2 separate regions of the Homo sapiens genome follow, and region 1 is linked to region 2. The links are chromatin loops, found by intact Hi-C in ENCODE. Cell type or tissue: transverse colon. All regions are shown on one strand. Links, peaks and the distances in the headings refer to the core of each region. The heading gives the core; the rest is flanking DNA. Region 1 has its middle 78 kb from the start of UNC5B. Region 2 holds the start of LOC105378351 (a long non-coding RNA gene).

Region 1 (2,905 bases), core at 311-2,810, 130 kb after region 2:
TCTTCCCTCTGTTGGCCATAAGCTCAAGGGCTGAGGACTTCTCCCCATTGTCAGCCAGGGGAGAGTCTCCAAGGGACCCCCCCCCCAACAAAGCTATAATATTGCCACCCAACTTTGTTCTAAGGACACCAAGAGATGGCCTTCCCACCTAATAGGGATTTAGGTTAACCAGAGAGATTTGTTAATTTTTGTTGAAGTTAATGAGAATCTCCTTCCCTGAGCCACACCAGGGGGTGGCCCCCTGCTCCCCCCTCGTCCCCGCCCCTTAGTCCAGCTGCCCAGAGGCAGCCACATCTAATGCTCATAGCTGTTTCTCTTGGTGTTTACTTTCATCTTTCAAAATGACATGATTTTGTTGCTATTATTCACTTTTTTAGCCATTTTCTACTGACTTGGACTGAGATGTTCTGACAGAGTCTGCACGTGTACCCTGGGAAGGGCAGGGTAGGGTAGACTGGCTGCCTGGAGGCAAGGGCTTAAAGGACCAGGGCCCAGGAACAGGGGGTGGTCCTTTTGCATGAGGGGTAGGGACAGTCCTGCTGAGGAGCAGGGGACAGCTGGGAGTTTTGCTTTCATCCTCCAAGCCCCAGGCACCCCACAGTACCAGGACTTAATGAGACAAGCCTTTCTCTTCTCTCTGCATGAATAGCAGGCCATGTCATTTCCACCACCAGGCCCTCCTGGGATATACTTGCCTCCCCACTCTACCAGGAGCCCCCTCTCTGCTTCTTTCCCCACGTCTAAGTGCTATTTGTCCCTCAAGCCCTAGCTCAGTGTTACCCCACAGCGAGAAGCCTCCTTGGCCTGGGTGCCCTTCCATCTCCTTGAGTTTCTAAGGGCTGGGCCATTGGAACAGCATATCTTGTACTTGTCAGTTCTCTGCCAACTCAGGATATAGATCTGGCCTCTTAGGTCAGGCATCAAGCCCCAGAATGCAGGAGCCTGTCTGACATCCCACTGGCAACCCCCTTCCTGAGCTTAGTCCCTGACGCATGTGAGGACTTAGCATTTGGGGCTCTTACCATTATCATGGTTCCTACTGAAGGACCCACAGCAGGGAGGAGACAAAGCCAGCTGGGCCCTGCCTGAGACCATGGTGCTGCCACTGAGGTTCTATACTGAAGAAAATAGCCAAACGGCCCCTTGCAATTAACAAGGCATTTAATAACTACCTGGGTATTATGCGTCGCCAATGCTCCAACTTTCAGGAGGAAGTAAATGAGGCTCAGAGAGGCTTTCCAGAAGTCCCACAGCTAGAAAGAAGAGAATTGGCCTAGAACACCAAGTCCTCAGATTCTTTCCTCTCTGTCCCTGGGCCCCACCCAGTGCCAGCCCCAGCCCCACATGCAGAAGGGATGAGGGTTGAACATGGACCGCTCAGGGCCACTGCCAAATTGAGCAGGGTCTCAGATGGACGTGAGCCCAGCTGCTCCCCCCACTTGCTTGGAGCTCTGTCACAGCCCCTGCATGGTCACATAGCTTTCAACACCAGTCCCTTGTCCCCAGGATCAGGGCTGGCCCAGCTCACCTGTGGGAAATACCCTCAAAAGTACACACCTGTGCATGTTGAATCATAGTCTGTCAGACACAGAAGGGTCTTCACAGATGGTGAAACAGGCCAGGGTGGGCAGCATCTGGCCCAAGGCCAAACAGACAACTGGTAGCAGAGTTGCAAAGCACTTGGGCTCCTCCCAGCTTCCCCCTACTGCGGGGTTATTACCGCAGGTGCAGAGCCTGAAGGAGGCAGTGTGGGAGAGGGGCATCATGTACAGGAGACAAGGAGAGCACATGACAGGTTACTCCTGGGTGCTGTGAGACGTGTGTACGCAACCAAGGGTGTATCACAGCACCTGTCTCTGGGTGTTTCATTAGAAGAAAAACATCAGAATGTATGAATGCCTACAAGTTTACTATTGCCTTGACAAAAGCAAGTTACAGGATAAAGTATATTTCCATTTAGTTTTATTTATATACACATGTTGTCTTAGCTCAGACTGCTCCAATAAAATACTGCAGACTAGGTTGTGTAAACAAACTTATTTTCTCAGCTGTGGAGGCTGGGAATTCCAAGATCAAGGTACCAGCAAATTCGGGTTCTGGGAGGGCTCTTCCTGGCTGGTAGACGGCCATCTTCATGCTGTGTCCTCCCCCGGCTTTGCCTCTGTGAGTGAGCTCTTGTGTCTTCTTTCAAGGACATCAATCCTATCAGATCAGGGCCCCACCTTTATAATCTTAACCTTAATTTCTTCCTTTGAGGCCCCATTTTCAAATACACCCACACAAAGGCTTAGGGCTTCAGCATATGAATTTTGGAGGGGACAAACGATCCGTAACAAATATATAACCAGCGTGTATGTATGTGCCCGTGGTGTGTTTAAGGGTGAATTTGGTATTTTCTCAACTGCTTTATTATTGGATTGTGTCATCTGTTACCACAACAATGTATTGGTTATACATTTTAAACTTAAGGAAAAAAAAAATCAGGAGAGAAGTGGGAGAGAACATGAAGCATGAAAAGCCCCACCCCCCCAGACTTAATGACCTCCCTGGTCTCCAGGCTCAGACAGCAAGCACAGACACCTGTCTGAAGAGAGGCCATTCAGCCAGATATCCGATGCCTCCACAGCACCATGGGGCACTGGACACCCTGGCCCCCACATCTGGGTATAGCCATCCTCAGCCTGGCAGGAACCAGGACAGGGGCTCCATTTTGTTCTGAGGGCTACAGGTCCAGGAGGTGCTTTACTCATGCAAATCACACCCTGACCTCCCACCAAATGTCCAGAGGAGGTCACCCCTGGTCATTCTGTTGCCCTCCCCAGCCTAGGCCCTCCCTCCAGTTGCAGCCCCAGGGCATTCAATGCTGTTGCTTGGCCCATTCTCCAGAGGCCGCCTCACGGCAGCA
Region 2 (2,905 bases), core at 320-2,819:
TTATTACGGAGTATTGACTCACATGATCACAAGGTGAGGTCCTACAATAGGCCATCTGCAAGCTGAGGTGCAAGAAAGCCAGTCCGAATCCCAAAACCCCAAAAGTAGGGAAGCCAACAGTGCAGCCTTCAGTCTGTGGTCGAAGGTCCAAGAGTCCCAAAGCTGAAGAACTTGGAGTCTGATGTTCGCGGGCAGGAAGCATCCAGTACGGGAGAAAGATGTAGGCTGGAAGACTAAACCAGTCTAGAATTTCCACGTTCTTCTACCTGCTTTTATTCTGGCCACTCTGGCAGCTGATTAGATTGTGCCCACCCAGACTGGGGGTGGGTCTGCCTTTCCCAGTCCACTGACTCAAAGGTTAATCTCCTTTGGCAACACCCTCACAGACACACCCAGGAACAATACTTTGCATCCTTCAATCCAGTCAAGTTGACACTCAATAGTAACCATCACAGGGGTACCCAGGTGAAGTGGGGGAGGCAAAGAAAGAGATCTCGGTCCCAGATCTCTGCACCTGGATGCACTCCCTCTTGAAACTGCTTCTCACTGCTTCCAGGCCTGTGTCCTGTGGCCCCCATGCCTCATCAGGAAACTGGGCTCAGAGAAGTTAGCACGTGGGGGGGTCACGATGAGATGGTCCCTGATGGAAAGTAAAATTTCTCTAATGGCAAAGATCATGGAAACAGAGACCCAGCAGCAGAAAACTGAAGGTAATACAGCCTCTTCCCAGAAAGAGGGCCCCCAAGGGACCCTGAGTTACCCACACAAGGGTCGTTTCCACACGGGGAGGCTTCTCCGACATGAGTGGCTCCTTCTGCTATTCTTACAACAGTGGTCCCATCTCTCTCTCTCACTCCGATCGCTCCAGATGGTTCCAAAGGCTTTCCCCGTGGGCCTGACTACTTTACTGGTGCTAGTTAGTGATCTCCCACACTTTCCTGAGGACTGTTTTCTAGGAGCGCCCTTCAGGGAGCTTGGCCTGTGTCCTCCTGTTGGGGAAGCAGGAGCTGTGATTTGCCCCCAAGCCCAGCTGGCTGCGGAGCCCATGGTGCTCCCTTCCAGGTCCCTGCCGCATGCTGTGTGGACAGGCAGCATCTGGGTCCTGGCCATCCCCTGGTCCTGCCTCTGCCACTGTCTTGCTCTGTGACCTGGAGCCAGACCTGCCCCTTTCATGGCCCCATGAGGAGAAAGCCAGTCCTGTTTCTCACTGTTGCCAGGTCTGCGTGTATTTGGGTCTGAAAGACAGACAAGACGAGGGGGACCATGTATCAGGAGTAGGGTAGTTCTCAGCCAGGCAGGCTCCTGCTCTGCCGGCAGCAAGGTGGCCGTCCTGCAGGGAACCTACCTTGGGGAGGGCAGCCTTGCCCCTTCCCCAGCAGCCCCAGATGGAGCACCTGTCACAGCCAGACCAGTGTTCATCCACCTCTCAAAACTCCGGGCTGTCCCCACCTGACCTGGAAAGGGTCAAGATGAGAGACCTGAGAAGAAAGGAGAGGTTTCTCTTTGTGCTCACTCTCCCTAAGGAGAAAAGCTTAAAGCTGGGAGGCAGATGGCGCCTCCTCTCTCCTCTGTGAGCTGAGAGCCCAGATCCTCTGCCCACTGGCTCTGCCTCTACTCACCCATTGGTCTTAGCTGCCCTCTCCCAAGCCCATCCCTGTGTGGCCCCCCTGTTTGGCCAGTCCCAGGAGATCCTAGGGTCCCAGGTGGAGGCTGACTGGCATCCCCACAGCCCTGCCTTTGTGTGCACCTTCATGCCCATCCTGGGCCCGTGGCTGTGGCTGGGGCCTTACCCTCTTGACAGCCCTGTGCTCTCCTGGGCTGTGTCAGCAAGGAGCTGGTGACAGGAAGGATGAGGGAAGCTGATGCTCCCTTAGGGAACCCTCTTGTGTAAATGGGGAAACTGAGGCCCCAGGAGGGGCAGGCGATATGGCAGCAGAGATCAGATGAGGAAATGGAACTGGCCTGGAAGCCCACAGACCTGGGTGTGTACCCAGCCCCATCTCACGCTGACTTCCGCCTTCTGGGTCTCAGCTTTCCTTGTCTCTAGAATGGAGATCACAGTCCCAGACCTGCCTAAAACGCAGTGTGGGTCTGGTTCTGATGAGATCCTGTTTGCATGATCTCTGCCAGCCGTCAAGTGCTGTGCTGACTGAAGCCAGGCACCGGACCTGAAATCTGGGACTCTGGGCTCCCAGAACAGTGCTCCTTCCTCAGCTCTTCAGGCCCTGGCTGAGTTTGAGAGCCTCAGAGATGAGGAATGGGGTGACGAAGGATGAAAAAGTTCATGGGGATGAGCCCTGGATGCTTGACCTCTGTGGGGAAGTTCCCCATATGGTTCCCAGAGTGACAGAGGCCCCAGCAGGCCTAGCCCAGGGCAGAGCCAGGGTGGGTGAGGCTGGAGCAGGCCTCTCCTATGTCCTTGGTGACACTAGAGCCTATCATGGGCTAAAACTCGAGCCAAGCGCCAGAGTGGGACAGATGCACAGGTCCGTCCTCAGCCTCCCAAGCTCCCGCTCACTAAGTAAACACCTGTGCGTGGGCTCGTCGCTCACCTCCCTAATGAGCTCATCGCTCACCCGGCTCTCCATCGCGCTCCATCCGTCTTCACCTTGCTGCCATGGCTCCACTGTGCAGCTATTTTTGCACTTCCCAGTAAGCATTCCACTGGGCGGGGGAGCCAGTGCAGCTAGGCTGGGGCCGAGTTAGGGCTGGGCTTGATTGCTGCCACCCGGAAGTCCACGGCCTGCCTATGGGCACTTCTGGCCACTGTTCCCCACCCCAATAGCAGTACTATGTTGCAAAGGACATTTGGTTTAGCTCAGTGAGCTCCAGTGCCCTCCCTCCGCCACTCAGTAGCTGTGGGACCTTGGGCAAGCCATTTCTCCCTCTGGTTCTCAGTCCACGA

Evidence for each region. Hi-C counts contacts between places; a loop is a spot of excess contacts. Peaks named below come from ENCODE experiments on the same cell type or tissue, not always from the same donor. Only the 100,000 strongest peaks of a DNase experiment are listed, where the experiment ranks them.
Region 1: a loop joins it to region 2, with 1.8 times the contacts of the local background. A loop is called at or near these places in 3 of 110 quality-filtered maps.

The regions. Positions count from the first base shown.
Region 1 is chr10:71,133,406-71,136,310 of GRCh38, forward strand. No RefSeq gene overlaps it. Among named protein-coding and RNA genes, the nearest start is that of UNC5B, 78 kb to the right of the region's middle. In transverse colon, for the core only: no CTCF peak of the experiment used is centred there; no DNase peak of the experiment used is centred there.
Region 2 is chr10:71,003,131-71,006,035 of GRCh38, forward strand. It overlaps LOC105378351 (a long non-coding RNA gene), which reads right to left and starts at 2,630. Exons shown (of 3, transcript XR_946048.4): 1 at 2,553-2,630; 2 at 1,346-1,454; 3 at 1-640. RefSeq lists an enhancer at 2,279-2,905. In transverse colon, for the core only: no CTCF peak of the experiment used is centred there; no DNase peak of the experiment used is centred there.